Regions from separate parts of the Mus musculus genome. Here region 2 is linked to region 1. Evidence: chromatin loops called from intact Hi-C (ENCODE). Cell type or tissue: left cerebral cortex. All regions are shown on one strand.

Region 1 (2,500 bases):
GAAGTAAAACTTAGAAACGTCCAGCCTGTACCCACCACTCCGTGTGTGGACGTAAAACTTCTGCCTCTCAGTCCCCGAAAACGTCTGGGTAAGCCCTCCGCTTTGTGAGTGCGACTTTGTGACTGAGCTCTCAGCCTTTCCTGCCTTGATGCTGAGGTGCCTGGCTCTTAAAACCAGAGCTGTATTTGCCTTCATAATGGCTGCCAAGTGTGTACCGAATTTCACGGTTGAGCCGTACACTAGAGATCATTTGCTAAGGAACCTAGGTTTGATCTTCATTTCCTTAGTTCTGTCCTTTACATTTCCCTTGAAGTTATAGTGTTATGGAACTCGCCTGCGTGCTTGTGAAATTAAGAGGAAACAAATAACCCGGGAGGTGGTGAGCTTGCTTTTAATCCCAGCACTCAGAAGGCAGAGGCAGGTGGGTCTCTTGAGTTTGGGGCCAACCTGGTCCACAGAGTGAGTTTCAGGCCAGCCTGGGTTAACCCAGAGAACTCCTGTCTTGAGAAAGAAAAATTTGATGAGATTCTTAATATTTTTTTAATTTTTGCTATCAAATAGTACTTGACAGCCATTTCCGGTTTTCGATGTGTTTGGTGTTTTTGGAGAAATGATCTCTAACTCAGGCTGGCCTGGAACTCGCTTTTGTAGCCCAGGATTGCCTCAGACTTGAGGTCCTTCCCGCGCTACCACGCATACTGTGTGTGGTAATGTTGCAGCTGCTTGGATGTTAGGGGTTGAACCCAAGACCTTATATGTGCTAGGAAGTGCTGTACCACCGGCCCTACGTGCCCAGTCTAAGAGCTTCTGTACTGGTGTTATGGGTAGATGTGTACAGAGAGCGTCTGTTGTGAGTGGGGGGTGATTTGGCCATATCTGAAGATTGTTCCCGTTGAGGGGGTGGTATTGGAACCGTGAGTAAGAGCTAACCAGGATGCTGGGCATCCAGCAGTGCACACAAACAGCTCCCTATAGAGGGAGCTTACTTATCCTGAGATGTCGGGAGCGCCAAGGTTGATGAGGCTTATTTAAAAAGAATCTTACAGTTTCACACCACTAGAACTCATTAGGTTGCTACCAAATGATAAGATTCAGGGGTGCCATCTGGTGGCCACATCTGCTCCTTGGTGAGAAGTTTCTTTTGTGGTTCTGACTCGGGTAGAAATTCACCTCTTGCCGGTGATGGTGGTGCACACCTTTAATCCTAGCACTCAGGAGGCAGGGGCAAGCAGGTCCTTTGTGAGTTCAGGGGCCTCCCGGGTTACCAGGACAGCCAGGGCTCTGAGGAGAAATCCTGTCTCAAAAAAAGAAAGCGATTCACCTCTTTCTGATCGTGGGGGAGGTCTTTGTGGTTCTTTTTCCTGCCCTCCGCAGTGAAGGACAGACAGTGTTTTAGGTGGCTGACAGCATCGCTCTGACTGAGCATGTCTGCTTCACGTTTCAGGCGATGACAACCTGTGCAACACTCCCCGGTTATCTCCCTGTTCTCCACCAAAGCTGGGCAAGAAAGAAAACGGACCCCCTCGCTCACATACGTGGAAGGGGTGCAGATTAGTATTCGATGATGAGCCGACATTTAAGGCTTCCCCCCCAAAAGAACAAGACAGAGTTCGCCAACACCAGATACGTTCCTCCTCCGCTCAAAGAAGTCCAGAGAGCAAAGCAGATCCTGAGCAGAAATGTCCGCCGGAGAAGGAGTCTGTGTGTATAAGACTGTTCAAGCAAGAAGGTGAGTCCTTACGTGGTAGAGTAGCCATCAGGGACCGTGCTGGTGGGTCTGAATGAAACCCAGTCACCTTCGGCTTTGTCTTTAATTGTTCATTTGTCCGACACAGGCACTTGCTATCAGCAAGCCAAGCTCGTCCTGAATACAGCTGTCCCGGATCGGCTGCCTGCCAGAGAGCAGGAGATGGGTGTCATCAGGAATTTTCTGAAGGAGCACATCTGTGGGAAGAAAGCTGGCAGTCTCTACCTTTCTGGCGCTCCTGGGACTGGAAAAACTGCCTGTTTAAGCCGGATTCTGCAAGACTTCAAGGTACACCAAGCATCTGAATTATGGATATTTTTGCTGAGATAATATATCAATTTGTGTGTGTGTGTGCGCGCTAGTAAGTGCACACTGGTGTTCTGCTTGTATGTATGTTTGTGTGAGGATGTTGGATCCCCCTGGAACTAGAGTTCTAGACCGTTGTGCCCTGCAATGTGGGTGCTGGGAATTGGACCTGAGTCCTTTGGAAGAGCAGCCACCATTGAGCCATCTCTCCAGCCCCAACAATTGACTTTTCTTGGTTTTTCGAGACAGGGTTTCTCTGTGTAGCCCTGGCTGTCCTGGAACTCACTTTGTAGACCAGGCTGGCCTCAAACTCAGGAATCCGCCTGCCTCTGCCTCCCGAGTGCTGGGATTAAAGGCGTGCACCACCACGCCTGGCTAACAATTGACTCTTAAAGGTTCAGGAAGAATAGATGGTTGGGAGATTGACTGCTTCCTAGAAGTAAGTAA
Region 2 (2,500 bases), 210 kb before region 1:
GATAGGGTGTTACAGCTCTCTCACTAATAGCTAAGCATCCAGCAGTCACTTCTCAGCGCTCTGACCATGACAAAAAGACGAGTCTCTGACCAAAGCTGACAAGCTATGACAGTAATAAACATTATTCAGATGGCAACTGGACAAGCGCATCCTATCTATCAGAACAGCAGTATAGCTTCCCTACTGGGTCCCAGGACTTCCCACACATAAACGCTGACCATGATAGTACTAGAGTGGATTCCATCCTGTGGCCTCAAATCCAATTGGGAAGTCATTGGTTACCCCTATAGATAATCCACTGTTGCACGCCGGTGGCCCTGGGCTCAGTAGTACAACGTGCAGACCCCGATAGCTGAGTAAGCATTGGCTGGCAATCCTCTTAGCAGCCTGCATACACCGTGAGGTCCAGACAGCAAGGAAGACGCTCTGAGATCACGTCCAGCTTGATTCCTCTATGTCCTGTGCCCAGAGCCCGCGGTGTCTTTGGCAACAGAGTCTGGCCACTGAGTTCTGGTTAGCAGCTAGCAGCAGTGACAATTGTTACACTATGTCGGGGCCCTCAGGGCCCCTCTCTAGCCAGGTCTGGTTCTGATCCTCCTACCTCTATTTCCCAAGTGTTGGGATGACAGGTGTGTGCCACCATGCCTGTGTTATGCAGGGTTAGAGATGTAACCCAGAGCTTTGTCCATGCCAGGCAGGTACTGTATCAGTTAAGCTACATTCTGAACGCTGCCCTCCGGTCTTTATTCTCCACTCTCCGAGGTGCACTCCAGCTGGCTGGTGCAATAGAGCAAAGGGGGCTTGTGCAGCTCATCAAGGCCACCCCTCATCTGCAGCCCACCAATTGGTAGACAGAACAAAATAATGGCAGCAAAAGATCCCCACCACCCCCTACACCGTGGCACTCAGCCTTCCTAATACCGAGCCCTTTAATTCAGTTCCTCATGCTGTGGTGACCCCCAAACATAAAACGATCTCATTGCTACTTCATAACTGTGATTTGGTACTGTTATCAATTACGATGTAAGTATCTGATACGCAAGATGTCTATCTGATATTCTATTCGACCCCTGTGGGTCTTGAGTTTGTGACATATAAAGTAGGCAGCTGTTGCCAGTTAGCATGTTTTAAGAATTAAATCTCGCCGGGCATGGTGGCGCACGCCTTTAATCCCAGCACTCAGGAGGCAGAGGCAGGCAGATTTCTGAGTTCGAGGCCAGCCTGATCTACTGAGTGAGTTCCAGGATAGCCAGGGCTATCGAGACAGAGAAAACCTGTCTTGAAAAACAAAAACAAACAAATAAACAAACAGAATGGGAATCCCTTGGCCTGTCCTCTCAAGCAGAGGCTATGTAGTTAATGTCCATGACATCTGTGGCCACCAGAGGGCACCCTAGCCCCAGAGTTGGCCCCACCCCATCAGGTATGCCTCAACATCAAAAAATGTCTATATTCCTTGGCCCCACCTTGGTGGGGGTGAAATAGTTCAGAAAGTACCAGATCGAGATGCCATCAGTCAGACAAGGAATGCCGTCCTCCTTTTTAGGTAGTAATACCCTGTTGGGACTGAGAGCGACTGGGATGTCCCTCCATCCCTACTACCCATGATTGGGCAAGGCATTTCCCTTTCTGGCCCAGTTCACAGAGGTGAAATCACCAAGGTCTCTTTCAGAGCTAACACTGGGCAGAGTTCTAGGATGGGAGATGCAGCTCCTCCTTTCTCACCTCAGCATGCATCGACTCAAGCCAGCTCACACCACTGCTACATAATGAGCAGAGATCGTCGGGACACTCCATGACCCAGCCTCCGACGCCCTCCAGATGCCCCAGACTCCACGACATCGAGGTAATGTGCCAAGGGAAGCAGAAAGGCAAGGTCAGGTGAGCCAGGAGCCCCAGAGGGTCTTGATTCATTCAAGACAGACATCCGGTTTCCTCTGGCCTCTCTGCCAGGATCCAGGGGCTTAAAGAAATGAGTCATAATGGGGGGTATTGGGGAGTTCCCAGCTAATCAGCCTGGGACAGAACGGCCTGAATGCTGGACCAATTTATTTTTATCCAAATGTGGGGCAGGCGTAGACAGCAAGACCCTACCTAGGGTGCTGTGGAGGGCTCCCAGAAAAGCAGGAGGCAGCCACCAGGAAGCTTATGGGTCTGAAAAGAGGACAGGTTCTTTCTTCTCTCGGGATGTTTGTCCCAGGTATAGGTGACTTGAGAATCACAAATGAAGGGCAGAGGGGGCTCCCCAAGCACGTCTGCCAGAGGATGGAGAGACAGAAGCAGTCTTGATCTGAGCACCCATTCTTCCCCAGGGTCTGAGTTCCTTGCTATCCCCTCCAGGGTTTCACCAGCCTTGTTGGACAACTCGGATCCAGATCCAACACCCTGCAGCGATTCAGGCCTGGGTGTGGCTGGAAGAGAGGAAGAGAGTTTGAGGGGGGGACAAGACGTCAAGGAAGGAACAGAGATTCCCCGATTTCACAAAAACTTTCGCAAACAG

The links. Hi-C counts contacts between places; a loop is a spot of excess contacts. Peaks named below come from ENCODE experiments on the same cell type or tissue, not always from the same donor. Only the 100,000 strongest peaks of a DNase experiment are listed, where the experiment ranks them.
Region 2: a loop joins it to region 1, with 4 times the contacts of the local background. A loop is called at or near these places in 19 of 42 quality-filtered maps.

The regions. Positions count from the first base shown.
Region 1 is chr11:98,908,743-98,911,242 of GRCm38, forward strand. It overlaps Cdc6 (cell division cycle 6), which reads left to right. Exons shown (of 12, transcript NM_001025779.2): 2 at 1-88; 3 at 1,445-1,729; 4 at 1,836-2,035. Among named protein-coding and RNA genes, the nearest start is that of Cdc6, 2.2 kb to the left of the region's middle. In left cerebral cortex, a CTCF peak has its summit at 1,103 (motif pointing left); a DNase peak (open chromatin) is centred at 1,092.
Region 2 is chr11:98,698,688-98,701,187 of GRCm38, forward strand. It overlaps Gm38985 (a long non-coding RNA gene), which reads right to left. Exons shown (of 3, transcript XR_001780319.2): 2 at 1,726-2,411. It also overlaps a transcript of Csf3 not described here. Among named protein-coding and RNA genes, the nearest start is that of Csf3, 1.4 kb to the right of the region's middle. In left cerebral cortex, a CTCF peak has its summit at 1,390 (motif pointing right); a DNase peak (open chromatin) is centred at 1,381.